Linked DNA regions of Homo sapiens: region 1 is linked to region 2. Evidence: chromatin loops called from intact Hi-C (ENCODE). Cell type or tissue: GM12878. All regions are shown on one strand. Each heading gives the region's core, and the rest is flanking DNA. Links, peaks and the distances in the headings are about the cores only.

The links. Hi-C counts contacts between places; a loop is a spot of excess contacts. Peaks named below come from ENCODE experiments on the same cell type or tissue, not always from the same donor. Only the 100,000 strongest peaks of a DNase experiment are listed, where the experiment ranks them.
Region 1: it touches region 2 in a loop (2.7-fold over the local background); 1 of 110 quality-filtered maps calls a loop at or near these places.

Annotation. Positions count from the first base shown.
Region 1 is chr14:105,697,324-105,713,025 of GRCh38, reverse strand. It overlaps IGH and IGHA1. Among named protein-coding and RNA genes, the nearest start is that of MIR8071-2, 65 kb to the right of the region's middle. RefSeq lists an enhancer at 11,762-12,083. In GM12878, for the core only: a CTCF peak has its summit at 6,869 (motif pointing right); no DNase peak of the experiment used is centred there; H3K4me3 peaks cover 1,010 bases; H3K27ac peaks cover 4,574 bases.
Region 2 is chr14:106,270,507-106,285,234 of GRCh38, reverse strand. It overlaps IGH and IGHV1-24. Among named protein-coding and RNA genes, the nearest start is that of LINC00226, 9.8 kb to the left of the region's middle. In GM12878, for the core only: CTCF peaks have their summits at 7,538 (motif pointing right) and 8,095; no DNase peak of the experiment used is centred there; H3K4me3 peaks cover 867 bases; H3K27me3 peaks cover 170 bases.

The DNA of each region.
Region 1 (15,702 bases), core at 2,798-10,797, 570 kb after region 2:
GTCACAGAGCCCTGGCCACACACACCTGGCCCCACCACAGCCAGACCACAGGCCAGACATGACGTGGAGCCGCGCGGCCGTGTCTGCTGGGGCAGGAAGTGGGCGAGTGACCCTGTCTGTAGGCCAGACGTACGGGCATGCAGGCCCTCCCCTCCAGCCCCTCAGCATCCAGCCACATCTGTGGACACAGCCAGCGAGGCAGAGCAGGGCTCTGCTAAGGACAGACGGCCATCAAGGCAGGGCCTGGGCCGGGCCAGGGCTCCCTCCCCACAGCAGCCCTCTTGGCAGGCAGCCAGACGCCCGTGAGGGTGGACCTGCCATGAGGGCCTGCACGCCGGAGGCCGCCCACTCAGCACTGCGGGCCCTCCAGCAGCCTGACCAGGTGGGTCTTGGAGGTCTCCAGGCCTCCGTCTCCTCCTCTGCACATTGAGGAGTCCAGCCAGGCTGGTCCTGGCCCCTTCTGGAAGCAAAAGGTGGAGAACAGGCACCAAGACAAGAGGGAAGGACAAAAGAGGTCACCACAGGGACTCCGGAACCACAGGGCAGGGCTTCCTAACCAGGCAGGAAGGATCTGGGCACTGGGGGCTGAGCCAGGCTGGCCAGGCCTAACCAGGGATGACCCGGCCCTTCCTGGGATACAAGGTGAACAGGTTTCATGGCTGAGCTGAGGCCTAGGCTGAGCCGAGCCAGAGGGCAAAGAAGATGACGTGGAGCCAGCTGATACACGTCCATGTGGGCTGCCCTGAGCTGCCCTGGGCTGGGCTGGGCTGAGCAAGGCTAGGCTGAACTGGGCTGAGCTGAACTGGTCTGGGCTGAGCTGGGCTGAGCTAGGCTGGGCTGAGCTGGGCTGGGCTGAGCTAGTCTGGGCTGAGCTGGACTGGGCTGGGCTGAGCTGGACTGGGCTGGGCTGAGCTGGACTGGGCTGGGCTGAGCTGGGCTGAGCTAGGCTGGGCTGAGCTAGTCTGGGCTGAGCTGGACTGGGCTGGGCTGAGCTGGGCTGGGCTGGGCTTGGACGAGCTGGGCTGGGCTGGGTTGAGCTGAGCTGAGCTGAGCTGGGCTGAGCTGGGCTGGGCTGGGCTGGGCTGGGCTGAGCTGGGCTGAGCTGGGCTGGGCTAAGCTGGACTGGGCTGGGCTGAGCTGGACTGGGCTGGGCTGAGCTAGACTTGGCTGAGCTGGGCTGGGCTGGGCTGGGCTGAGCTGGGCTAAGCTGGACTGGGCTGAGCTGTGCTGGGCTGAGCTGGGCTAAGCTGGACTGGGCTGTGCTGTGCTGAGCTGGGCTGGGCTGAGCTGAGCTGGGCTGGGCTGAGCTGAGCTGGGCTGGACTGGGCTGGGATGAGCTGGACTGGGCTGGGATGAGCTGGGCTGGGCTGGGCTGAGCTGGGCTGAGCTGGGCTGGGCTGAGCTGAGCTGAGCTGGGCTGGGCTGGGATGAGCTGGGCTGGGCTGGGCTGGGCTGGGCTGGGCTGGGCTGGGTTGGGCTGAGCTAGACTGGGCTGAGCTGAGCTGGGCTGAGCTGGACTGGGCCGGGCTGAGCTGGGCCGGGCCGGATTGGGCCGGGCCGGGCCGGACTGGGCCGGGCCGAGCCGGGCCGGGCCGGGCTGAGCGGGTCTGAGCTGGGCTGAGCTGAGCTGGGCTGAGCTAGACCAGGCTCGGGTGAGCTAGGCCAGGCTGGGCTGGGCTGGGCTGGGCTGGGCTGAGCTGTGCTGGGCTGGGCTGGGCTGGGCTGAGCTGTGCTGGGCTGGGCTGGGACAAGCTGGGCTGGGCTGGGCTGGGACGAGCTGGGCTGGGCTGGGCTGGGATGAGCTGGGCTGGGCTGAGCTGAGCTAGGGTGGGCTGAGCTGAGCTGGGTTGAGCTAGACCAGGCTGGGGTGAGCTAGGCTGGGCTGGGCTGGGCCGGGTTGGGCTGGGCCGGGCTGGGCCGGGATGGGATGGGCTGGGCTGGGCTGGGCTGGGCTGGGCTGGGACGGGCTGGGCTGGGCTGGGCTGGGACGAGCTGGGCTGGCCTGGGTTGAGCTGAGCTGAGCTGAGCTGAGCTGGGCTGGCCTGAGCTGGGCTGGGCTAGGCTGGGCTGGGCTGGGCTGGGCTTGGACGAGCTGGGCTGCCCTGGGTTGAGCTGAGCTGAGCTGAGCTGGGCTGGGGTGAGCTGGGCTGGGCTGGGTTGGGCTGAGCTAGACTGGGCTGGGCTGGGCTGGGCTGAGCTGGGCTAAGCTGGACTGGGCTGGGCTGGGTTGGGCTGAACTGGGCTGGGCTGAGTTGGGCTGAGCTGGGCTGAGCTGAGTTGGGCTGAGCTGGGCTGAGCTGAGTTGGGCTGGGCTGAGCTGGGCTAAGCTGGACCTGGCTGGGGTGAGCTAGGCTGGGCTGCGCTGAGCTGGGCTGGGCTGGGCTGGGCTGAGCTGGGCTGGGCTGAGCTGAGCTGGGCTGACCTGGGCTGGGCTGACCTGGGCTGGGCTAAGCTGGACTGATCTGGGCTAGGCTGGGCTGGGCTGACCTAAGCTGAGCCAGACTGGGCTGAGCTGGGTGAGCTTAGGTGGATTGAGCTGGACTGGGCTGAGCTGAGCTGGGCTGAGCTGGACTGGGCTAGGCTGAGCTGAGCTTGGTTGGGTTGACCTGGGCTGAGCTGAGCTGAATTGGGTTGACCTGGGCTGAGCTGGGTTCGGCTGGGCTAGGCTGACCTGGGCTGGGCTGAGCTGAGCTAGGCTTGGATGAGCTGAGCTGGGCTGGGTTGGACTGCGCTGGGCTGGGTTGGACTGGTCTGGGCTGACCTGAGCTGTACTGAGCTGGTCTGACCTGTGCTGAGCTGGGCTGGGCTAGGCTGAGCTGGGCTGACCTGTGTTGGGCTGGGCTGGGCTAAGCTGGGCTAGGCTGGGCTGAGCTGGACGGAGCTGACCTGGGTGAGCTTAAGTGGACTGAGCTGAGCTGGACTGACCTGGGCTAAGCTAAGCTGGGCTGACCTGTGCTGGGCTGGGCTGGACTAGGCTGGGCTGAGCTGGACTGAGCTGAGCTAGACTGAGCTGAGCTGGGTGAGCTTAGGTGGACTGAGCTGGGCTGGGCTGAGCTGAGCTGGACTGGGCTGGGCCGAACTGAGCTAGACTGGGCTGAGCTGGGCTGAGCTGGGGTGGGCTGAGCTAGGCTGAGCTGGGGTGGGCTGAGCTGGGCTGAGCTAGGCTGAGCTGAGCTGGGTTTGGTTGACATGGACTGAGCTGTGTTGAGCTGGGCTAGGCTAAGCTAGGCTGGGCGGAGCTGAGCTGGGTTGGGCTGAGCTGAACTGGGCTGGACTGGGCTGGACTGGGCTGGGCTGGGCTGGGCTGGGCTGAGCTGAGCTGAGCTGTACTGAGCTGGCCTGGGCCAGGCTGAGCTGGGCTGGGCTGAGCTGTACTAAGCTGGCCTGGGCTGGGCTGAGCTGTACTGAGCTGGCCTGGGCTGGGTTGACCTGGGCTGAGCTGGACTAAGCTGGGCTGACCTGGGCTGGGATGGGATGGGCTAGGATGACTTGGGCTGGACTGGGCGGGACTGAGCTGGACTGGCCTGGGCTGAGCTGGGCTGGGCTGGACTGAGCTGGACTGGCCTGGGCTGGGCTGGGCGGGATGGGCTGAGGTGGCTGCTAATGTGGGAAAGAGGCCGTGGGTTGAGTGTGATTCCACCTGCAGAGCCCTGAGCCCAGCTGTGTTCTTAGGGGTTCTGAGGGCCACGCAGCTCTGTTGCACCATGATTCTGTCTTCTCTCTTGCCCACTGCCTGAAGGAAATTTGGAGTGGGCTGGGCCCAGAGCTCCCCTGTATAGCAGGCCCTGTCCTGGAGGGCCTGGCAGGGACATGGCTTAGCCTGTTGGCCTCTAGTCCCGAGACCTCATAGGCCACAGGGGTCCACTGTGGCTTGTTTGGGCCTGGGGTGGGGCTCATGGAGTGGTGGGTGTTGGACTGAGACTCTGACCAGGGACAGGGGGATGGGGTCACAGCCAAGCCACTCCACCCCTACCCCATGCACACAGCACTCAGAGCCCAGACCCTCTCCTAAGAGCCCCCACCAAAATCCTCTCTAGGGGCAGGGGATAGAGCAAGACATGTCCCCCACCCAGAGCAGGGGCTGCGGTCAGGGAGCTCAGGGGACTCAGCCACTCCATGGCAGAGCCCTGTTTAATACAACTTGTGTCTGGGATGGCCTGAATCAGAGACCCTATCTAAGGAGCATGTTCAGAAACCATGTTGCTGGGATCAGACAGCAGGGTCCAACTGCAGGCCTGTGGTGCAGGAGCTGTGTGACCATGGGGCTGTCACCAGGCCTCTCTGTGCTGGGTTCCTCCAGTATAGAGGAGAGGCAGTATAGAGGAGAGGGCCGCGTCCTCACAGTGCATTCTGTGTTCCAGCATCCCCGACCAGCCCCAAGGTCTTCCCGCTGAGCCTCTGCAGCACCCAGCCAGATGGGAACGTGGTCATCGCCTGCCTGGTCCAGGGCTTCTTCCCCCAGGAGCCACTCAGTGTGACCTGGAGCGAAAGCGGACAGGGCGTGACCGCCAGAAACTTCCCACCCAGCCAGGATGCCTCCGGGGACCTGTACACCACGAGCAGCCAGCTGACCCTGCCGGCCACACAGTGCCTAGCCGGCAAGTCCGTGACATGCCACGTGAAGCACTACACGAATCCCAGCCAGGATGTGACTGTGCCCTGCCCAGGTCAGAGGGCAGGCTGGGGAGTGGGGCGGGGCCACCCCGTCGTGCCCTGACACTGCGCCTGCACCCGTGTTCCCCACAGGGAGCCGCCCCTTCACTCACACCAGAGTGGACCGCGGGCCGAGCCCCAGGAGGTGGTGGTGGACAGGCCAGGAGGGGCGAGGCGGGGGCATGGGGAAGTATGTGCTGACCAGCTCAGGCCATCTCTCCACTCCAGTTCCCTCAACTCCACCTACCCCATCTCCCTCAACTCCACCTACCCCATCTCCCTCATGCTGCCACCCCCGACTGTCACTGCACCGACCGGCCCTCGAGGACCTGCTCTTAGGTTCAGAAGCGAACCTCACGTGCACACTGACCGGCCTGAGAGATGCCTCAGGTGTCACCTTCACCTGGACGCCCTCAAGTGGGAAGAGCGCTGTTCAAGGACCACCTGAGCGTGACCTCTGTGGCTGCTACAGCGTGTCCAGTGTCCTGCCGGGCTGTGCCGAGCCATGGAACCATGGGAAGACCTTCACTTGCACTGCTGCCTACCCCGAGTCCAAGACCCCGCTAACCGCCACCCTCTCAAAATCCGGTGGGTCCAGACCCTGCTCGGGGCCCTGCTCAGTGCTCTGGTTTGCAAAGCATATTCCTGGCCTGCCTCCTCCCTCCCAATCCTGGGCTCCAGTGCTCATGCCAAGTACAGAGGGAAACTGAGGCAGGCTGAGGGGCCAGGACACAGCCCAGGGTGCCCACCAGAGCAGAGGGGCTCTCTCATCCCCTGCCCAGCCCCCTGACCTGGCTCTCTACCCTCCAGGAAACACATTCCGGCCCGAGGTCCACCTGCTGCCGCCGCCGTCGGAGGAGCTGGCCCTGAACGAGCTGGTGACGCTGACGTGCCTGGCACGCGGCTTCAGCCCCAAGGATGTGCTGGTTCGCTGGCTGCAGGGGTCACAGGAGCTGCCCCGCGAGAAGTACCTGACTTGGGCATCCCGGCAGGAGCCCAGCCAGGGCACCACCACCTTCGCTGTGACCAGCATACTGCGCGTGGCAGCCGAGGACTGGAAGAAGGGGGACACCTTCTCCTGCATGGTGGGCCACGAGGCCCTGCCGCTGGCCTTCACACAGAAGACCATCGACCGCTTGGCGGGTAAACCCACCCATGTCAATGTGTCTGTTGTCATGGCGGAGGTGGACGGCACCTGCTACTGAGCCGCCCGCCTGTCCCCACCCCTGAATAAACTCCATGCTCCCCCAAGCAGCCCCACGCTTCCATCCGGCGCCTGTCTGTCCATCCTCAGGGTCTCAGCACTTGGGAAAGGGCCAGGGCATGGACAGGGAAGAATACCCCCTGCCCTCAGCCTCGGGGGGCCCCTGGCACCCCCCTGAGCCTTTCCACCCTGGTGTGAGTGTGAGTTGTGAGTGTGAGAGTGTGTGGTGCAGGAGGCCTCGCTGGTGTGAGATCTTAGGTCTGCCAAGGCAGGCACAGCCCAGGATGGGTTCTGAGAGATGCACATGCCCCGGACAGTTCTGAGTGAGCAGTGGCATGGCCGTTTGTCCCTGAGAGAGCCGCCTCTGGCTGTAGCTGGGAGGGAATAGGGAGGGTAAAAGGAGCAGGCTAGCCAAGAAAGGCGCAGGTAGTGGCAGGAGCGGCGAGGGAGTGAGGGGCTGGACTCCAGGGCCCCACTGGGAGGACAAGCTCCAGGAGGGCCCCACCACCCTAGTGGGTGGGCCTCAGGACGTCCCACTGACGCATGCAGGAAGGGGCACCTCCCCTTAACCACACTGCTCTGTACGGGGCACGTGGGCACAGGTGCACACTCACACTCACATATACGCCTGAGCCCTGCAGGAGCGGAACGTTCACAGCCCAGACCCAGTTCCAGAAAAGCCAGGGGAGTCCCCTCCCAAGCCCCCAAGCTCAGCCTGCTCCCCTAGGCCCCTCTGGCTTCCCTGTGTTTCCACTGTGCACAGATCAGGCACCAACTCCACAGACCCCTCCCAGGCAGCCCCTGCTCCCTGCCTGGCCAAGTCTCCCATCCCTTCCTAAGCCCAACTAGGACCCAAAGCATAGACAGGGAGGGGCCACGTGGGGTGGCATCAGAAGCAGGCCAGTGAGACAGGGCCTGCCCAGGGCCCTCTGCATGCCTCTGGCTTCTGCCTGGGGCTCCCAGGAGTGTAAGAACAGTCCCACAACCACTGTGGGGACACCTGGCACCCAGACTCCCACAAGGGGGCAGTGGGGCCCCTGCTCGTGCCTTAGACATCTTCCGGGCCTCCCCAGGGCCCCCCGCCTTCTGGCTGCCTCCCTCTGCTCTCAGGGCCAAGGTGAGGTGGAGGCCACTGTCACCCCTGAGGGTCCAGTCACCAGAGGGTAATTGAGAGCAACAGGTCACTCGGGGAAGCCCTGCCACAGAGAAGCCCTCCAGCCCATGGGACCCAGGACCTGGCCCAGGGGAGGGGCTTTTAAAGAGAGGGGGAAAGAGGGAGAATCAACAGATGAGGGGCTGAACCAGCAGACAGAGATCAGGCAGACACATGGGTAGATCCTAGGACATATAATGAATGGATGGGTGGATGGAGGATTGGTAGACGGAGGATGGATGGGTGGGTAAATGGCTGGATGGAGGATGGACAGATGGATATATGATGGATGGATGAAGGACGGGTGGATGGAGGATGGATGAGTGGATGAATGAAGGATGGAAGATGGATGGATGGATGGGTGGATGGACTGATGGATGATGGATGGATGGATGGATGGATGATGGATGGATGGGTAGGCGGATGGAGGATGGAAGGGTGGATGGAGGATGGAAGATAGATGGAGGGGTGAATGGAGGATGGGTGGACTGACGGAGGATTGAGGATACTGGGGTGGGTGGGTGGGTAGATCTATGGAGGATAGGTGTATGGAAGATAATTGGATGGAGAATTGCTTTATGAATGGATGAATGAAGAGATGGAAAATAGCTTTATAGATGGATGGGTGAATGGATGGATGGATAGATGGAAGAAGGATGAATGGATGGAAAATAGCTTTATAGATATATGGGTGGATATTTAAGTGATAGCCTTACATTAATAGATGAATGGAGGATGAATGGTTGGGTGAGTGGGTAGGAGTGTTACTGATGGAGGGGTGGATATACGGATAATAGCTTTATAGATGGATGGATGGATAGATGGATGGAAGGATAGAAAGACAGGTGAATGACTGGATGTATCAGCATATGACAAGCAGGTACAGCTGTACATGGGAGGTCTATGCCCTGAGACCCTGAGGAAAATGAGGATGCCCGTGCTGGTGGCCCTCACCTGGCCCTCGCTTGTAACCCCTCAGCCACATTCCCTGGGAAGGCAACAGAGGCCTCTGGTCTTGCCCATTCAACCTTTGGCACACTGAGTGTCAGACCCAGGTCTCTGTCTTGGACCCAGATCTCCTTGAGGGTGGGTGTGTCTGGTCCTCTCTGGCCCCGGGACCCAGTCACTGAATACGTGGCTGGGACTGAGACGGGGTGGGGTGGGAGGGGCGGGAGGGTACCTCGGGCTCAAGCTTCCCTTGGAGAAGCAGATGGTGTCCACTTTCTGCCCTGCCAAGTCTCTCCCTGAAGTGCCCTAAGAATGTCAAAGACAGAAGGTCCCAGCCCCTCACCTGGGACTCTGCCTCCTCATCCTCCCTGGGGGAGTCTCAGGCCTTAGATGGGGACCCAGACCCCACTGTCCCCAGACCCCAAGGAAGCATAGCCGCTGTTCACACGAGTCTGGGCCTGGCAGGCTCTTGCTGTGTTGCAGATTGGCAGATGCCGCCTCCCTATGTGGTGCTGGACTTGCCGCAGGAGACCCTGGAGGAGGAGACCCCCGGCGCCAACCTGTGGCCCACCACCATCACCTTCCTCACCCTCTTCCTGCTGAGCCTGTTCTATAGCACAGCACTGACCGTGACCAGCGTCCGGGGCCCATCTGGCAACAGGGAGGGCCCCCAGTACTGAGCAGGAGCCGGCAAGGCACAGGTGGGAGCCCAGGAGGGGGATGAGCCCACAGTAGATGAGGTGGGCTGCAGTGCTTGGCTAAGAGGAGAGCACCACCTGCTCCCACTGTGGGGGGACGTGCTCTCCTGGGGGGCCCTTCACAGACACTGAGGACACGCGCAGGCCCAGGGTCAGGGCTGAGCTTCCCTCCAGTGCAGTAACGAGGATTCCGTCCAGGCTCCCATGAGCCAGGCCAGGGCTGAGACAGAGGGCGTTGGCAAGGATGCTGCTCCTTCAGGCTGTGACCCCTCTGTCTTTGCAGGGAGGAAGTGTGGAGGAACCTCTTGGAGAAGCCAGCTATGCTTGCCAGAACTCAGCCCTTTCAGACATCACCGACCCGCCCTTACTCACATGCCTTCCAGGTGCAATAAAGTGGCCCCAAGGAAAATGTTCACAGACTCTGAATGAGGAGACGGGGGTCAGGGAAAGGGTGGTGGCTTTAGACTGGAGAACGCCTGCTTCAAAGTCCCCCTGGGTGTCATGGTGGTCATGGTGGGCATGGACAGAGGGTACCCCTGGTCCCAAAATCAAGAAATGACCTGATCTTGAATGAGGCTGAGGCCCAAGGATGAATGCTGGATTCACCAGAGACCATGGCAAAGAAGCCTGCTCCTAAGAACTACATGGGATCCCTGTTCCTCATAACCTAGACAGCCCTGGTCCTCCTCACTGGGTCCTCATCCTGATCACAGGGCCCTGGTCCTGACCAGTGGGCCCGTTTACCGATCACTGAGCTCTGGTCCTACTACTTGGTCCCTGTTCCTGATCACTTAATTCTAGCCTTGATCACTGAGCCTTAGTCCTGATCACTGAGTCCTACTCCTGTTTTTGGCCCTGGACCTCATCACTCAGCCCTGGTCCTCATCACTCAGCCCCGGTCCTGGTCACTCAGCCCTGGTCCTCGTCACTGAGCCCTGGACCTCCTCACTCAGCCCTGGACCTCCTCACTCAGCCCTGGACCTCCTCACTCAGCCCTGGTCCTCATCACTCAGCCCTGGACCTCATCACTCAGCCCTGGTCCTCATCACTCAGCCCTGGACCTCCTCACTCAGCCCTGGACCTCATCACTCAGCCCTGGTCCTGGTCACTCAGCCCTGGACCTCGTCACTCAGCCCTGGACCTCGTCACTCAGCCCTGGACCTCGTCACTCAGCCCTGGTCCTCATCACTCAGCCCTGGACCTCATCACTCAGCCCTGGACCTCCTCACTCAGCCCTGGACCTCATCACTCAGCCCTGGACCTCCTCACTTAGCCCTGGACCTCGTCACTCAGCCCTGGTCCTGGTCACTCAGCCCTGGTCCTCATCACTCAGCCCTGGACCTCATCACTCAGCCCTGGTCCTCATCACTCAGCCCTGGTCCTGATCACCCAGCCCTGGTCCTGATCACTCAGTCCTGGTCCAGATCACACAGCCCTGGTCCTGATCACTCCATCCTAGTCCTCATCACTCAGCCCTGGTCCTGATCACCCAGCCCTGGTCCTGATCACTCAGTCCTGGTCCAGATCACTCAGCCCTGGTCCTGATCACTCAGCTCTGGTCCTGATTATTAGATCCTGATGCTAGTCACTGGGCACTGGGCACTGGGCCCTGATCCTAATCACTGAACCCTGCTCCTGATCAATGAACCCTGGCCCTGATCAAAGGGCTTTGCTCCTGATCACTGGGCCCTGGTCATGCTGTGTTCTGGTCCTTACCCCTGAACTCTGGTCCTGATTACTGAGTCTTGGTCCTGATCCCTGAGTCCTAGACTTGATCACTCAATTCCAGTCCTCATCAGTGGGCCCTGGTCGTGATCACTGAGCCCTGATCTGGATCACTAGGCTCTGGTCCTAACTCAGTCCTGGTCTGGATCGCTGAGTCTTGATCCTGATCACTGGGCCATGTTCTGGATCAATGAGCCCTGGCCCTGATCACTGGGCCCTGGTCCTGCTAACTATGCTCTGGTCCTGACCACTGAGCCCTTGTCCCAGTCAACAGTCAATAACTGAGCTCTGGTCCTAGTCAATAGTCAATCACTGAGCCCTGGTCCTGATCACTGGGTCCTGGTCCTGATCACTGGGTCCTGTTCTTATCCCTGAATCTTGGTCCTGATCACTGAGCCCTGGCCCTCATCACTGGGTCTTGTTCCTAATCACTGGGCTCTGGTTCTGACCAATGGCCCCTGGTTCTGGTCCCTGACTCCTGGTCCTGATCAATGGGCTCTGCTCTTGACTTCTGAGTCCTGGTGCTGATCATCCAGTCCTGGTCCTGATCACTGGGCCCTGATTCTAATCACTCAGACCTCCTTTTGATCACTGAACCCTAGTATTTATCACTGAGCCCTGATCCTGATCGTTGGGCCCTATTTCTGGTAACTGAGCTCTGATCCTGACCACTGACCTCTGTTCCTAATCACTGAGCCCTGGACCAGATCACTGGCCCCTGGTCCTGATCACTGGCCCCTGGACCTGATCACTGACCCTTGTTCCCGATTGCTGAGCCCTGGACCTGATCACTGAGCCCTGTTCCTGATCACTAACCCCTATTCCTGATCACTGAGCCCTGGTCCTGATTACTGAGCCCTGGACCCAGTCAATGACCCCTGTTCCTGATCACTGAGCCCTGGACCAAATCACTGAGCCCTGGACCAGATCACTGGGCCCTGGTCTTGATCACTGGGCCCTGGTCCTGATTACTGAGCCCTGATCCTGATCACTGGGCCCTGTTCCTGACCACTGAGCCCTGGACCAGACCGCGGATCCCTGTTCCTGATCACTGATCTCTGGTTCTTTAATTATGCATATTCATTTTGAAATCTGATTCCTTTTCTGAGCATGTATCAGTCTGACTAGACACTGAGTCCTGTCTGATTTCTGAGCCTTGGCCCTCATGAGTAAGTGACCTGCAGTGGTGGAGGGAGGCCTCCAGGGGAGCCGAGACCCTCTCAGTGCATGTACTCACTGGTAGATGAAGAAATGACCCCAATGACTTGCTCCATTTTTCCAGGCTCAGAGGGGTGTGTAGGCCCCAGGAGGACTTGGTGGCGAGAAGACCAGCCCAGGCCCTGTGAGCTACACCCAGCCCCAGCCCCTAAGGGGTCGCCAGGTCTCGACTTAGCACTGGGGAGGGGGTACAGTACAGGAGTGGGGACAGGAAGGTGAGGGGAGGCCATGCCGTTTGTATTCTCTTGCTTTTCTCTCTCTCCTGAAGCCTCTTGAATAGACCTGCAGAAATACCCAAAATAGCCCTGTGGGGTGGCTGAGTCATTGTGAACACAGCCCAGGTCAGGTGTTCCAGCCAGAGAACTGCTGTTCTGAGAAACATGCCCCAAAACCGAGACCTGGCCAGGTGTGCCTGGGGCCTGAGCGAGGGGCTGCAGCCACAGGTAGGCCCAGCCCCAACCAGCCCAGGGTCAGCTAGGGCTTTCCAGGTCCAGGGTTAGGCAGAGGTCAGCCAGGGTCAACCATGGTCTATCTGAGGGGAGAGACAAGAGACACAGAGACATAGAGAGAGAGAGAGACAGGGATGGGGAGAGACAAGAGAGACAGGAAAGGAGAGACAAAGACAGACACAGAGAGAGAGATGGGGATGGAGAGAGATAAGAGACAGGGACAGGGAGGGACAGAGGCGAGGCCAGTGACAGAGACAGAGTTACAAGAGACAGAAAGAGAGAGAGATGAGATGAGAGAGATAAGAAGAAACGGAGACAGAGATGGGAGAAAAAGAGAGGAGATGGGAACAGGGAAAAAGAGACATGGAGACAGACATGCAGAGAGAACACAACAGAGGCAGAGAACACACAGGGAGAGAAAGAGGCAGCAAGATGGGCCCAGGAACTCAGCTGCAAGCCCCTCTCACACAGTCACTCTCACAAACACACACCACGACTATTATACAACATTCACACACAAACACACAGAAACATACCCACGCTCACAGCCACACACTAAGTCACTGTCACATCCATACCCACACTCACACCCAAACACACATGGCCCAGGAGCAAATGGGGAGACCTCAGCCTGCAGCTGGGAGCGGCCGAGCGGGCGCTGGGCCAGAGTCGGGGCCTGTCTGTGGGTGGGGGGCACGGCAGCACGGGCCCACCTGCACCTACAAGGCCTGGCCCCCGAGGTCACTGGGCCACCACCCAGCCCTCGCCCTGTTCCCCGTCTGTGCTGGCCGGGGCAGGACTCTGAGCCTCCAGGAAACCTGCAGATCCACACAGGACCCGGAACATCGGGCTGGGGTGGGTAACAACATGGGAGAGGCGGGAGCAGGAGGTCCCAGGACCCTGCGCACTGCGACCCCAGCCCTGGGGGCTGAAGCCCAGGACAGCCTCAGGTCTCCCAGGAGGGACTGGACAGTGGGGGATGGTCAGAGAACAGGAGAGCCAGCAGGGTGCAGCCCGAGGACAGGGATGGACGCTGGGAGGTCAACAGGACAGGGGCAGGGGCCGTGGAGTGGGCGAAGGTCCTGGAGGGCCTAGAGAACCTGTGGGTCCGTGTTTGTGGGAAGGAGGCCAGGAGCAGCCCAGAGTGGCCAGGCTGGCAGGGGTGAGGAGGTGGGGGCAGTGAGGTGAGGGTGACCGAGCCAGTGAGGCCTCTGGCCAGGGAGGGGACCTTGGCTGGGCTCTGACTGAACCCAGGGCTCCTGGAGAAGGGGCCCCAGGCGGGGATGAGGATGTGGGCATCTGACTCCATCAACAATGGGGCTTCCAACACGCACAGCCTGGGCCTCGGAGACCTGGGCCCTGACCCGCCTCCCCCTGGCACTGGGCCGGGTGCCGTGTGTGGTCCCCAGTCCCCGCAGCACCTCCCCCACACTGGTCACGTTCCAGGGCCCCTCTGAAGCACCTGCTGTGAGGGGATGTGGGGAGGGGACAGGGACTTGGGCCTGAGCTGCCGGGTCGGGGGGGAGTCGGGGACCCAGGCTCAGCGTGTGGCTGGGGACCAGACAGATGGGGATGGAGGAGGACACGCCCTGTACCCACTGCCTGCCAAGGGGCTGGACCCACGCCCAGTCTAGGCCATGTCCCCCGAGGCCTGTGAACCTTCACTCTGAGCCACTAAAACATTCAGGAGCTTTGAAAGCAGCCCCCGTCCTTGTCACTATGCGATGACTCTGAGCATCACGCTGTCCCTGCTGGATCCACCCTCCAGCCCCAGCGAGGGAGGCTGGGCCCCGGGCAGCAGGTGGTGAGGGCAGCGGGCACAGCCACCCTACAGCACACACAGGGTCTCAGGGACGCGTCCACCACAGCCCGTGCACAGGCTCCTCACGGCACTGAGTTCACCCGGGGCGCGGGCCGTTTGTCCTCAGGAGTCCCGCTGTACCCTCCGCCCCCAGCCCTGTCCTGCTGAGGCTGCAGCTGGGTCCCGGGGCACAGGGCGGCCCTGAGCACTTTGTCATCTTGGTCCCTGTCGGGTGGGCTGCTGGCTGTCTGTGGAGCTGGCAGAGCCGCGGTTCAGCCTTGGAGGCCGGTCCTGGGGCCCAGCAGCCGTGGGGAGCACTGCCCAGTCCCGTGCCCACAGGGAATCACCTGGGCTGAGGAAGGGCCCACACGCCGACGGGATCGGGGTCAGGCAGCGCACGCCTGGCACCGAGATCCCACGTCCCGAAGTGGGGACACGGCCCAGGGGCACTGTTCCGGGAGGGTCTCAAGATGGGGTCTCCTATTTCAATCTTCACTCCTTCTGCACCTGTTAGCTGGGAACCTTCTAGAAGGAGGGGTGTCCTCAATCATGGGGTGGTTGTGAGCTGAGCACAGATCATGCAGGAAGGTACATGGCTTCTCCTTCACCAGGAAAACAGTGCAGAGAGACAGAGACACAGAGACAGAGACAGAGTAACAGAGAAAGAGAGACAGAGAGAGACACAGAGACAGAGACAGAGTAACAGAGATAGACAGAGAGACACAGAGACAGAGACAGAGTAACAGAGATAGAGAGACAGAGAGAGACACAGAGACAGAGTAACAGAGAAAGACAGAGAGACAGAGACAGAGACAGAGTAACAGAGAGACAGAAAGAGACAGAGACAGAGTAACAGAGATAGAGAGACAGAGAGAGAGATAGAGACAGAGGCAGGCACAGAGATAAGAAAGATACACAGAAACAGAGAGAGACAGAGATAGATAGTCACTGTCACATTCATACCCACGCTCACCTGCTCACACACTCACACACTCACCTCACACTCACACACACTCTCACACTCACAGTCACTTACACTCACACACAGTCACACACACACAGTCACACACACACTCACAAACACACTCACACACTCACACACACTCTCACACACACACTGAGCTTCCCTCAGGCCCTGTCACTTCCGATGGGGCCTACGGCCTGTCTAAGCCTCTGGGCCACCAGCCCCTGGCTCACCGGTGTGTGCCCACCACACCCCGCCTTGGGGGTCCCCTCTATGAGCTGGGCACATGCCCTCCGCTCTGTTCATGGCTGGCCTGGGGGAAACAGGGCCCACCCAAGGCCTGGCTCAGGGAAGGCCTCAAACACACATGGCCCAGGAGCAAAGGGGCAGAGCTCAGCCTGCAGCTGGGAGCGGGCAGGGGTAGTGGAGTGGGCAGAGGGCCTGGAGAACCTGCAGGGCTCCGATGTCTCTGGGAAGGGGGCCCAGGAGCAGCTCAGCGTGGCTGGGCCGGCAGGGGCGAGGAGGTGGGGGCCGTGAGGGAGGGGTGACTCGGCTGTGTGGGGTGCCGGGGGACACGGGCTTTGCTCCGGCTGAGCCCAGGCAGTGGCGAATCCCTGAGCTGCCAGGAGGAGAGCAGGGCCGGGGTCAGGCAGAGGTGGGCCGCGGGGCCGAGGGCTGCGGCCGGTCGGGAGCAGTCGGTCGGTTGAGGGCACCATTACATGGAGGGCTGTGAGACGGGAGACCCCATTCCCTTCATTCCTTGTGCACGTGTTAGTGAGGAAACTTCTAGAAGGAGGGCATTGCTCGTAGTGGGTGAGTGTGAGCACAGATCATGCAGGCTGGCGTGCTGCCGTGAAGTGCCTCTCTTTACTTTCCAGACCTCAGCATG
Region 2 (14,728 bases), core at 4,461-12,460:
ATTTGGTAATGGGCTACATTGCTATTTTTTGAGGTTATTTCCTGCTATTTAAGGTATTAAATTAGATCAACATATTATCATTTATTCAAGTAATGGACTGACTCTGATATGAAACCTCAAAGTTTTCACATATATATGGAGAGAGAGAGAGAGAGAGAGAGATGAGGGAGAGAGGTTTTATATCTGAGTCAGTCTGTTAAATAAGTAAATGACAGTATTTTGATTTATTTTCCTGTAAATCGACTTTAAATTTGTTTCCAGTTTATGAATATTATAAACAAAGCTGTTACAAATGTCTTAGTGTAAGTTTTCCTATGTTGTCTTCTTTTTATTGAGAAAATATGAAGTATGTATTTATTATAAGCTTAAATTTTTTCAGTTTTATTGAGGTATAATTGAAATATTTTAATAATGTATAGGTTTAAGGTGCCCCACTTGACGTTTTGATGTTGTATTAGTCCATTCTCACGGTGCTATAAAAAATGCCTGAGACTGAGGGATTTGAGAAAAAAAGTGTGTTTAATTGGCTCACGGTTCTGCAGGCTGTACAGGAAGTGTAGTGGCTTCTCCTTCTGGGGAGAGTCAGGAAAGTTAGGATCATGGCAGAAGACAAAGGGGAGCAGGTGCGTCACATGGCCAGACCAGGAGCCACAGGAAGCAGGGAAGGTCTACACACTGTTAGGCAACTAGATCTTATGAGAACTCACACACTGTCATGAGAACAGCACCAGGAGTTTGTTCTAAACCATTCATGAAAGACCCACCCCATGTCCCAGTCATCTCCCACCAGGTCCCACCTTCACAATTGAGGATTATAATACAACATGAGATTTGGGGCAGGACACAGATCCAAACCACATCAGATACACATTGTGAAATGCTCATCATGGCCAAAGTAATTTGTATATCCATTTTCTCATGGAGCTACCATTTTATTTTTTTAAAATGTACTACATGTGTGTGTATGTGTGTGTGTCTCATGAGAACACCTACGATCTACCCGTTTAGCAAAAATCACATTTACAATACAGCATTAAATACAAGAACATTGCAGTACATTAGATCTGCAGAACTCATTCACCCTGCACAACTGGACCTCTACCCTTCGACCGACATCATCTGATTTCCCTCTCCTCACAGGCCTGGGACCCACTATTCTACTCTCTGCTTTCAAGAGCTTGAATATTTTAGATCCCACATGTAAATGAGATCATTAAGTCTTTCTGCATCTGGCTTATTCCACTAAGCATCATGTCCTCTAGCCCCATCCCTGTTGTTGCAAATGTCAGAATTTCCTTCTTTTCAAAGCCTAATAAAATTCAGTTTTCTGTGTACACATTTTCTTTACACATTCATCAATCTGTGGTCATTAAATTATTTTACAAATCTACACTATTATAAATAATCTTGCAGTGAACATGTGTTTGACATAATAATTTTATTTCTTTTGAATATATGACAAGAAGTGGGATCACCAGAGCATATGATAGCTTTATTTTTCAATATAATGAATAACCAAACCTACCACACCATGCTTTTGAAGTCTTAGTCATATTTTATTTGCCTAGGCCAATGTCCCGAAAAATTTCTCCTACATTTTCTTCAGTTTGTACATTTAAATATTGAATCCATATTCAATTAATTTTTGTCTATGGTGAAAAACTAGAAGTCTAGTTTTATTCTTCTATGTGTGGCTGTCTAAGTTTTTCAGCACCACTTACTGAATAGAGGGTTGTTTCTCCATTGCATATTTTTGTCAGTTTTGTCAAAGAACAGGTGGTTGTAGAAACTTGTCTTTATTTCTTGGCTGTCTATTCTTTTACATTATTATTATTGTTATTGTTTTTAGTAGCAGTACCATGCTGTCTTTCTTACTGTATCTGTGTAGTATAATTTGAAATCAGGGAATGTGGTGCTTTCAGCTTTGGTCTTTTTCCTTGGGATTTCTTTTGCTATTCAGGCTGTTTTTTGATTCCATATATATTTAAGGATTTTTTTTAAAACATGTAATCAATTATATTGGTTACTTGATAAAAATTGCATTGAATATGTATCTTGCTTTGGACAGTGTATTAGTCTACTGTGCATTGCTATAAATTAATGCCTGAGGCCAAGTGATTTACAAAGAAAAGAGGCTTATTTGGCTTACAGTTTTGGAGGCTGTGTGAGAAGCATGGCACCAGCATCTGCTTCTTGTGAGGGCCTCAGGAAGCTTACGGTCATGGTGGAAGGCAAAGGGGAAGCAGGCAGTGTCCTGTGGTGAGAGGGGGCACAGAAGAGGGGAGGAGGGTCGCTAGACTGTTTTTAACAATCAGATTTCAAATTAGCTAATAAAGAAATAATTCACTAATTACCATGGGGTTGATACCAAGCCATACCTGAAGGATCTTTTCCCCACAATCCAAAAACTCCTACTAGGACCCACCTCAAATATTTTGGATCACATTTCACCGTGAGATTTGGAAGGGACAATCACCTAAACTGTAGCATTTCACTCTTGTGTCCCCTGGTCTCAAATCCTTGTAAGATTGCAAAATCATCTTTTTTAAAAATAGTTCCCAAAAGTGTTAACTTGATCAACCTCCAACTGAAAATTACAAAGTCTCGCCAGGGTCTTAAGGCAATTTCCCTCCAGCTGCGTGCTGGCAAAATGTTTTAAAGAGTTATGTACTTCCAAGGTGCAATATTGCCATTGGGTAAATATTGTCAATACAAAAGGAATAAATTGGCCAAAGGCCCCACACACACCTAAAGCCTAGCAGGACAGATATTAAATCTTAAAGCTACAAAATAATCTATCTTGACTTTATGTTCTTAGTCAGGGTACACCAGGACAAAGTGGGTCCCAAAATCCTCAGGCATCTCATCCTTATGGCTGGGCACATTCCATGGGGCTAATAACACAGGCCAGAGTCAAGTGCCAGAAGTAGTTCCAGGTTGGGAGTACAAGCTGCCTTTGGATCTACCATTCTGGGATCTTGAGGGTTGTGGCTGCATTTCTGTAGCTCCACTGTGAAGTGCCCTAGTGGGGACTCTGAATGGGGTTCCAACCCCATCTTTCCCCATCTTTGGTACTGCCTTCGTAGAGGTTGTTTGTGGTGGATCCAGTCCTGTAGCAAGCTTCCTCCTGGGCACATAGGGTTCTCTACACATCTTCTGAAATCTAGGTAGAAACTGCCCAGCCTCCTTCACTCTTGCATTCTGCATATCTGCCAGAATCCAGTTATCCCAGCACCATTTACTGAACACAGAGTATTTTTTCCACATTGTTTGTTTTTGTCAGCCTTATGAAGTATCAGACGGTTTAGGTGTGCAGCTTTATTTCTGTTTCCTATTTTGTTCCGTTTCTTCTGCATATCTGCTCTTGTACCAGTACCAAGCTGTTTTTGTTACCATGTCATTATGGTGTAGCTTAAAGTTGGGTATCATGATGCCTCTGGCGTTCTTCTTTTTGCTTAGCATTGCTTTGGCTATTCAGGGTCTTTTTTGGTTCCATACAAATTTTAGAATAGATTATTTTTTCTAATTCTGTGATCAATGATGTTGATAGTTTTATGTAAATAGTACTGAATCTCTAAATTGCTTTAGACAGTGTGATAATTTTTACAATATTCCTTCTTCTAATCCATAAGCATGAAATGTTTTCCCATTTATTTGTGTCATGTATGATTTATTTATTTATTTATGCTGTGTTTTGTAGTTCTCCTTGTAGAGATCTTTCACCTTGTTTGTTACCTGTATTTCCAGGCATTTCATTTGTGTGTGTGTGAATATTGTAAGTGGGATAGGACTGTGTTCTTGATTTCACTCTCAGCTTGGACATAGTTGGGTATAGAAATGTTAGTGATTCTTGTACATTAAGTTTGTATCCTGAGACTCTACCAAAGTTGTTTATCTATTTTAGAATTATTTTGGCAGAGTCTTTAGAATTTTCTATGTATAGAATTATATCATCAGTTTGGACAGATATATCTACTTCTTTTCCCATTTAGATGTTGTATTAGTCTATTTGCACACTATAAAGAAACACCTGAGACTGCATAATTTATAAAGATTTTTGATTGTCTCATGGTTCTGCAGGCTGTACAGGAAGCATGGCTGGGGAGGCCTCAGGAACCCAACAGTCATGACAGAAAGGGAAGCATCATGTCTTACATGGCTGGAGCAGGAAGAGAGAGGAGGTAGGTGCCAAGTACTTGGAAACCACATCTCCTGAGGGCTCTGTCATGGGAACAGCACAAAAGAGGGTGAAGCATCCCCATGATCTAATCATCTCTCACCAGTCCCCACCTCCAACACTGGGAATAACAATTTGACATGAAATTTGGGTGGGGATGCAAATACAAACCATATCAGCTCCGTTTTATTTTTTCTATTGCCTGGTTGCTCTGACTAGGATTTCCAGTAGTATGCTCAATAGGAGTGGTGAGAGAGGGCATCCTTGTCTTATTTCAGTTCTCAAGGGGTTTGAGCTTTTGCTCACTCAGTATAATGTTGAGTGTGGTTTTGTCATAGATGGCTGTTATTATTTTGAGTTTTTTTTTTTTTTTTTTTGAGACGGAGTCTCGCTCTGTCGCCTAGGCTGGAGTCCAATGGCATGATCTCGGCTCACTGCGACCTCTGCCTTTCGGGGTCAAGCGATTCTCCTGCCTCAGCCTCCCATGTAGCTAGGATTATGGTTACGGGCATGCGCCATCACGCCCAGCTAATTTTTTGTATTTTTAGTAGAGACAGGGTTTCACTGCGTTAGCCAGGATGGTCTCCATCTCCTGACCTCGTGATCCGCCCGCCTCAGCCTCCCAAAGTGCTGGGATTAGAGGCGTGAGCCCCCGCACCAGGCTATTTTGAGGTATTTTTTGATGCCTAGTCTTTTGAGAGTTTTTATGAGTGAATGTTGGATCTCATCAAAAGCTTTCTCAGCATGTATTGAGAAAATCATATGTTTTTTGCTTTTATTTTGCTTACATGGAGAATCACAGTTACTGAATTGTGGATGTTGAATGAAACTTGCCTTCCAGGGGTAAAGCCTACTTGATCATGACGTATCACATTTTAAAGTGCTTCTGGATTCTATTTGTTAGTATTTTGTTGAGAAATTTTAGGTCTATGTTCACCAAGAATATTCATCTGATGTTTTCTTTTTTAATTATGTATCTTCCTGATTTTGTATCCCAAGGACACACAATGAAGGAAGGACAGTCTCCCAACAAATGATGTAAAAACTGGACATCCATATGCAAAATAAATAAAATTAGACCTTCTCTAACACCATATACAAAAATCAACAAAAATAAACATAACATGAAACCATAAACTCATAGACAACATGGAAAAATAATTCATGTCATTGATTCAGAAATGATTTATTTGAAGTTAATCCCAAAAGCAAGCCCAGCAAAAAACTACATGCAATTATATATCTGACAAGAAGTTCTATCAAAATGTATAAATAATCCATACAACTCAATAGCAAATATCAAATGACCTCATAAAAAGAGCAAAAACCTGAATAGATTTTTTTCAGAAGACACATGCATGAAAAACAGAGCATAAAAATGTCCTCAAGATGACTAATTGTCAGAGGAATTCGAATCAAAAGCACAATGACATATCACCTCACACCACTTAAAATGGCTATTATCAGCAAGACAAAAGATAAGAAATGTTGGCAAGAATGATCCACAGCCATAAAGAGAGCTTTGATTGGCCAAGAGACTGATTTCAGTAACTTTCTCCTGTGAAGAGACCACTGACCATGGACTTGTCCTGGCCAATTTCCAGAGGCTGTGCACTGTGTGTCTTTCTGCCCCTGCACAAAGCCCTTTTGATATGCAGGACCCAGCTGTAATTCATTTAGTTCTTAAGTCCTCACCCCAAAGCAAAGCTGAAATGCATGTATCATGTGTGTTTGCTTATTAGACATGAGAGCCTCCACGCCATGTGAATATCCATAGCTCCTTCTATAGCCTGCTGAGTGTGTACACTCGGCCAATCCATTTGCACAAATTTGTTTCTCATCTTTCCCTCTCTTAAAGTGCCTGCTCACAGTCTCTGTGGGAGGCTTTCCTTCCCAGCCTGTTAAGATGGCCGTCCTGCAGCTTCAACCCTTTCTGAGAAATAAAGTCTCCTTTCTAAATTTATAAACTGGGTGATTCTTCCGTTGAAAGCACAAGCTGTTGGGAAGAGTTATATGGCAATTCCATAAATGCCTGGAAGACAAGTGTGGATAGGGTAGGGTAAGAAGTCCTGGGGGCTGCACACCCCACTCTGATGGAATTTCCCTCCAGAAACTTCTGGGTTCTCAAGATGAGAATCCAAACAGATTCCCTCATGGCTCTGTCATCAGGAGAACTATACTCTGATAAGTATGCCCAGAACTTCCTCCAGACAGACCCTATAGGGAAAAAATACTTTTCAAGATCTTTATTCTGTGAGGGGAAGGGATTCTTTTCCATCCCAGACAGCTTCATCTTAGCCTTCCTGAGTCATGAAAAGGAGTATAATTAATAAAACATCTGGGGTCAGATTCAAGAAAATAATCTGTGGATGCTGCAGCCAGGAGGGGGAGTGGAGGACGGAGGAAAATCAGCTGTACCACTGAATACTCCTTGTAAATGGTACAGCCTAGAGAAAGAATAGCAAGAAATCATTGGAATTCAATTTCCAGAACATATACTGCTCCCCTACCCACCACATCACCTCACCACCAATATGATTAATCTGGATTAAAGAGAAAAGTGTGGAAAGGCACAGACTCCATCTAAGGACTAGAATTTAGGGAAACCAAAGGCAGTGGGAGAGAAAAAGTCAAGGACAGTAAAGTGACTTAAAACCTCTTAGACCAACAGCTTCAGGAACAAGGTCACATCCTCTCCCTCACTGAAATTAGATTTACCTCTCATGGGGCATCTGCAGGGTGCGCAGGTGAGAACTGGCAAAGAGAACATGAAGGCACTTTCCAAATCTCCATTAGTACCTAGCTCGCTTTAGCTGTTTGGAAAAAGCAAAACCACAACAAACATAACCAGGACTAGGATCAGTGTTGGAAGCACTTTTCACTGGCAAGACACTAAGAAGGAGGGCAAATTCGAGGCCAGTTACTATGCAAATATGCCACTGTGAGTGTGTGTGGTGGTGAGCTTTGAGACATAGGGTCTGTGGGTAAAGTTATAATCGATAAAATCTTCAACCACAGAATCCTAAAAAAAAGAGCCTTCCCCAAAGTCCCATCAGTTCCTGGACTCGCCATGTGTCTGGACCGTATCAGTGGATCCGGAGCTCCAGGGAAGGGGCTCCCTGATGGCTTTTATGATTCCTTGCTTGCCGTGCTGAGGTCTCCCTGTAGATTATGTTGGGTTTTCTAAGGCCTATTTTCTATTGTAAGAGGTGGTGGGGGAAACAATTTCTGTCACTGAAAGAGCATTCTGAGCCAGGGCACAGCCCCTTCCTACTGAGCTTGAGATTCTGGGAGGAAAAAGTTCTCTGACAGGAGGAAAAAGTTCCCAGACAGGAACTTCCCTGCAGGGCAGGAGCTGAGCGGCAGGGGGCGCTCAGGGAGCACCCAGCACAGGACCCAGCCCTGGGGCAGGTGCACAGGAGGCTGGGGCAGGGTTTTCTCTCAGGAATTGAATGTTCCTTATTTCAAAGCAATAATGACCTAACATTTAAATAAGAATTTAGCAAGTACTGATGTGCCTGTAAGTATTTTATTGTATACGCAGCCTATACCTAACCCAATAATTTAATGCAAACCGGATTTAAAAGGAGAAATGTCTAGGTCTTTCAAATGTATTTCTAGTTAGGAATTGAGGGGTGGTTTTATTAATTCAATGGGTGTTACTGTCCGGAGACACACTCATCCCAGAAGTTAGATGTGCAGAGGGCAAGGCTCAGGAAAAGTTCAGGTAGACAGTGAGCCATATGAACAGGGAATCACATTGAGGACCATGTCCTGTGAGATTCTGGGTTTCTGTGAGAGGAGTTCTGTCTTCATGGACTTCTGGGCATGTCAGAGGACAAATATTAAACAAAGTTCAGGGCAGGGAGCTCAGCATCCCACTGTGGCGTGGTCCACATGTCACCTATCTTCTTCCTCAGGGTGGCGTGGCCTGAGCTATGAAAAACCTGCCTCATGAATATGCAAATGCACTGCTGTCTACCGAGGTAAATACAGATCTTTCCTTGCCCAGAGACCATCACACAACAGCCACATCCCTCCCCTACAGAAGCCCCCAGAGCGCAGCACCTCACCATGGACTGCACCTGGAGGATCCTCTTCTTGGTGGCAGCAGCTACAGGCAAGAGAATCCTTAGTTCCAGGGCTGATGAGGGGACTGGGTCCAGTTAAGTGGTGTCTCATCCACTCCTCTGTCCTCTCCACAGGCACCCACGCCCAGGTCCAGCTGGTACAGTCTGGGGCTGAGGTGAAGAAGCCTGGGGCCTCAGTGAAGGTCTCCTGCAAGGTTTCCGGATACACCCTCACTGAATTATCCATGCACTGGGTGCGACAGGCTCCTGGAAAAGGGCTTGAGTGGATGGGAGGTTTTGATCCTGAAGATGGTGAAACAATCTACGCACAGAAGTTCCAGGGCAGAGTCACCATGACCGAGGACACATCTACAGACACAGCCTACATGGAGCTGAGCAGCCTGAGATCTGAGGACACGGCCGTGTATTACTGTGCAACAGACACAGTGTGAAAACCCACATCCTGAGAGCGTCAGAAACCCTGAGGAATGAGGCAGCTGTGCTGAGGCTGAGGAGATGACAGGATTTATGAAGTTTAAATCTGTTTAGAAAATGGGTTGAGTAATTGAGTAAAACAGCAATGGAAAGATGTGTACACTGTCATTATGTAGGAAATAGTATTTTCAACTGTCACCCTATAAGTAACACTCACAGAGTGGGAAAGGCAGCCATCAATCAAGCTGATGCAAACATTCCCATGGGGGCTTTGTGGGGACATACATTTTATAATTGGATCTATAAATCATTAGAAACAGGATTGCTTGATCTCATGGTAAGACTAAATATAATTTCCAAGAAGTGGCCGAAATTTCTTCCAAAATGTCTTTGCCCTTCCTTTTACACTGAATTTATTTTAAAGGAGTTTTAGGATCACAACAAGTTTGAGTAGAAGAAACAGAGTTCCCATGCACTCCTGCCCCCCGACGCTCAGCCTTCTCTGCTATCAACACCCTGCACCAGTGTCATAAATCGGTTACAGAGGATGAATCTCCACAGACACATTGGTTGTTTCCTTTTCTGGTGGTCCCTGGTATAACAAGCCTCAACTATCTTGAAGCACCCCAGGTTCAAGTGGATTCTTCAAGTGGGTTACTGGGAATGATGCCAGGTAGAAGGAAAGTGGGTGGGACCATTCCTCTTTGCACTCTTTCCTCAAGGATCCATAAAATGTACATTTACATGGAGCTCCTCTTTCTCCTGGTTTTATATGCCTCTTCCCCAATGGTAAGGTTTCCCAGTGTTTACAGCGGGGGTCCCCAGTCCCCGTGCTGTGGATCCGTTAAGGTGTGCAGTGCGTTAGGAACCGGGCCACACAGCTGGAGATGAGTGGGGGCGAGCCAGCATCGCTGCCTGAGCTCTGTCTCCTGTCGGATCAGCTGTGCATTAGATTCTCCTACAAGCCGAATTCACTTTTTTTATATATATACTTTAATTCTAGGGTACATGTGCATAACGTACAGGTTTGTTACATAGGTATACATGTGCTATGTTGGTTTGCTGCATTCATCGAATTCTATTGTGACCTGCACATACAAGGGGCCTAGACTGAGCGCTCCCTATGAGAATCTAATGCCTGACGATTGCAGGGGGAACAAGTTCATCCCAAAACCACCCGCCGCCATCATCCATGGAAAAATTCTCTTCTACCAAACTGTTCCCTGGTGCCAAAATGGTTGGGGACACTGGTGTAGAGGCAGGTCTGTACCTTGGAAAGCCAGCAGCTTCTGGTGAATCCCATAATTAATGTCCTTTAATGAGAAGTGGAGACTTTGGTCATGAGGGCCTTCGTGAATAATGCCCTACAGTTGGATTCAAAACATTGTAAGCTCTTGGGGGGTGTTTCTGGATAAAGCCCTTTGTGCAGAAAATGCAGACACATCCATGGGATCCATGCAGGAAAAAAGCTTCCTTTACAAAGTGGTTTGGCACCTGGAAGGAGCTCTCAGGGTTGGGCACTGTACCCTTTGCTGGCTGCACTTTAGCCAGAGGCTTAAGCCTGATTGGTCTTGCAGTGGGAGAGCCTTCCTGGGGTCAAAGGTTACAAAAATGCCTGTCATCTTCCAGCTGAGCAAGCCCATCTGCGTGCTTGTCAGTGTCAACCCCATGAGGGGTGCACTCTGGAAGATGACAAGATGCACACAAACCTCCTCCCACTGATTATCCACTACCACACACTCAGCTGCAACCCGTGCTCCAGAAACGGACAGGGGCCTGCAAGGATAAACAGAACGGAAGTATTTTATTACCTGGGAAAGCACTGCCAAATGCCACGTTTCAGGAAGGTTAACTCATAAGTGTTCAGGAAGTGACTGAAGGGCAGTGGTGGGTGAGGTGACAGGACTGCCTCAGGGCTTCACATGAGGAGGGCTCCCTCCCACACAGCCTTTTCCTCCAGGAGCTGCACCAGGAACTCACAGAGGATCAGGAAGGATTCTGAGAACATTCTTCTGTGGCGCTGACTAGAGGGGCAAAATAAATTATAAAAAATAAATCAATTCTAAATATAGTATGATGTTTGTTATTAGAAACTATTTCTGGATCCTGTGGGAACCCTGACATAAGCCACCATTCTCTGTGAACAAACATTTAACCTCTCCTTCCATGGGGAGGTCGACGAGCTTGGATTGGTTCTTTCATGGATAGTATCCCCCAAACTCCTCTCCACTCCCTGCGTATCCCCCGGTCTCTCAGTGAGAAGTTCTCCTGAGTGGAATGTGGTTGATGTAGTGAGATCTTCAAATTTCCCGTCTTCTGTGTTCTCATGTTCTCCCCTTATCTGAGATTAAGAAATGCACCTGCATGTAGTAAATTATAGCCTACTGTCTCTCATGGACAAAATAATGGCCACACCAACCAACCCTGTGGCTGACAGCAACCACTGGCGGCCACCATCCCCTCCACAGCCTGTGTTGGAACATCACCTGAGAGATTGTGTTAGCAACTTTCCTTCAGAATCATCTTAAAAACTTTGTGTCCCATTTCACATGGAGACGTCATTTTTCCATTTCATCTTCATAGAGAAATAGAAGGAGAAGAATACCAAATACACTTCCTATCTCCAGATTATTCAAATATAATTGTCCCTTTATCACCTTCTGATTTCTGGTCTTCACAGAATACTCTACAAATTTTTCTCACTGGCGTTATACCAAAAGTTGTGAAGCACCAGATACTGGGATTAATTTAACCAACATTATTATTCTAATAATTCTTAGAATTTAGAATTACAATTATCATCTTTTCGTATACGGATAAACTAACCTATGCCTTTGAAAATAAGCCCTTACATGAGAGTGAAAAGCTATAGATTTGGAGGATTTCCTTGCAAATCCAATATTTGGAAAAGGTTTTTTATCACAAATATACAAATTAACTTACAATTGAACAACAAAACCACAGAATTTAATTTTAAAATGGGCAGAGACCCGAATAGAAACCATATCCAAAAAACAAACATAAAAAGTGATCAACTTGATTTTCATTAGGTGTACTTATGTTTAATATTTAAAAAGTTCTACTAAACTATGAGAATGGGTAAAAATTACAAGGTAGACAATATCAGATGGTGATGAGGAAGTTGAAAAACAGGAACTTTCACCCCTTGCTGGTGGGAATGCCGAAATGGCACATAGAAAACTACAGTTAATAATTTATTGTATATTTCAGAATAGCTACAAGATAAGATTTGGAATGTTCATAACACTAAGAAATAATCAGTGATAGAGATGAAGGATATCCTAGTTATCCAGATTTGATCACTGCACATAAAATGCTTTTATCAAAATATCAGTTGTACCACCTAAATATTTTGAAATATTGTGTATCTATATAAATCAAACATTAAAAAACACCAATGCAGTGGAATCCAGCTAATTGCAGATTCCCATTAGATGGGATGTGCTGCATGATCTGTAAACTAATCAGAATCTGTGGGTTTGTAAAGGACTTTAGAAATCAACTAGGCTGCTTGTTTCTAAAGATAAGTCTCCCTAGTTTAAATATTTTCTTAATGGGTGACGATTTTGAACATAGAAGAAATAGTAATATTTGTGTCTTGTAAGTTTTCTTCTTCTCATGTCACGAGAAAAGGTTTGCAGGGAGGAATCTGGGACCATCTTTCAAGTCTCAACTTCACTGTGATTACCTCAGTAAGTATTTTCTGATACCCCTGACTAAGATAAGTCTCGTATCTGTCCTAGAAACTAAAAGTAGAATTCTAAGCATCTACCTGACCAGATGGACCCTTCCTCTTGACCAAGGAGTTCCAGAGACACTTTTAAACCTAGCTCCGGCCGTGTTAGAAATAGAGGATCAGAAATGCCTCATTATACCCTCCTCCCTTTGGAATTCAAGCACAACTAACCAGCATTTTTATGAAAACAGAGCTTAAGGCTCAGAAAACAGATTATTTGTAGCAGTAAGATACCAAATTCTAACCTTACTCGAGAATATCATCACAGGACAGAGAGCAGGCATTGAAAGGAATCAAAGGCTTTTACCCTAAAATATATTCCTTTGACATATTTTAAAATAGCCAGGCACAGTTATCTTTTGTGAGAGAGATTTACATTCTGTAGAGAATCTCCTTCCCTTTCCAGGTCTTTTTCTTATACCGAGGAGATTAGCTGAGGGTCTAGCTTCTTTTAAAGGTCTTAGGAGAAAACATTTCCCAGCTATTGCCTCTAAAGGTGGTCACATAAGAGACTTCATCTACATAGTAAGAATCTTGTTCTCCAAAACCTGTTATCTTAACCTAGAAACATTTTTCTACCGGTTTCAGGTCTTTAGAAAAAAGCTTAAATCTTTCAATCAATTGTCAATCAGAAAATATTCGAACTCACTGTAAGTTGTAATCCCCGCCCCACACTGCCTCACTTCTAGCTGTTTTGTCTTTATGGACCAAATCAACATATATCTCACATGTATTGTTTGGTGACTGTCTCTCTAGTACACTAAATTTAAGCTACCATCAAGCCACTTTGGGCACATGTTCTCAAGATCTTCTGGGGCTGTTCACAGTTCATGGTCCTCACATTCGCCTCAGAATAAATCTCTCTAAATATTTTGCAAGGTTGCTTTTTCATCAGTAGTTCTAACAGAACCTACTCTGTGGTTTTTGTTAAAAGCATTATATTAATATAGTATTAGTAATATTAGTATTAGTTATAACACATGTTGGAAAATTCTTATGAAGTTATGCATAGACTAACAATGGGATCAAGTGTAAATGTTTCAAAGTATTTAAGCAAGTTATTTCAAAATTTATCTTCTGCAGATACTTCTATCAGATTCATTATATCAGCTAATTACTTGCTTTATGATTTTTGCATTTTATTGTAGATGATCACACCCTATATTTTCTTGGCCTTTATCGTAGAAAATTGTGTGAAACTAGTCAGGGCTACATTTGCAAGTAATTGTCGCAGTGGCTGCCTGAATTGCAGTGGGTTTCCTCTGCAGCCACCAGTCACTCAGATTACTCCAATGACACCTTAATTTTGTTTCCTGCTTGGCTTTGGGCCTTAGTCTTGTGCTCTCCAGACAGACTCTGTCTTTCATCTCCCCTAGGTCAGGCCAGAGCCACATGGACCTGATGATTGTCAATATGGTGGGAAGGGTCGCACTGAACGGGCACTCTCTGTCCTTCTGAGGGAGCCATACTGCAGGCAGACATGGCAGTCCTGGCTCAGGGTGTGTCCTTCCAAGTATCCCTGCCCTTCCTGCAGGTGTGATGCTGATCCATGCATCTTCCTCCCATTCCTGGGTAGAGGGTCTCCTTGTTCTTTCCCCAATCTTCTCCCAGCAGCCACTATGTCTTCCCACTGATGTCTTCAGCTTCCTCTTTTCTGCCCTTCCCAGCAGATGAGTCTGTTATTCCTGAGGGAAGAGAGAGGAGGTGGGAGATGAGGCTGTTATTCCTGAAAGAATGGACAGAGCTTTGGAGCTTTTCTTTCTTCTACCCCAGTTTCTACGAGTTCCTCCAGTGCCTGTAACACAGAGCTGTCAGTGGCTTTGCCCCTGCATGTTAATTCTTTGGTCATGTAGTGGTGGTGAGGGAGCTGGGTCTGGATGCATTTCAGCCACAGCTGCTGTTCCACTTCCCCACACAGAACCGTCTCGGGAGGAAGAGGTTGGAGATTTTTCTGATGTGTCCTCAATCCTGGGAGAAAAGTTTTCAATAGCAATAGGAATCTCTCAGTTGTATGTCCGCTGAGAATTTAAACAATAACTTCTTTATAATACTAAATTTTAAACAATCCAATGAATATATCTAATTTAATTTTGTATTAGCTTATGTGACATTTGCTGGCCTCTCCCCCAGATAAGGTCATATTCTCTTCCTGTTTGTTCCTGCAAGTCACTGAATTTCACAAGATGTAAGGTCTCTTGATTATACTATAACATCAATAATCTGGTGTACTAAAGAAAATGTGCTAATTTGCAGCTTACTAAAATTAGTTGTTTTAGTAAAAATAATATA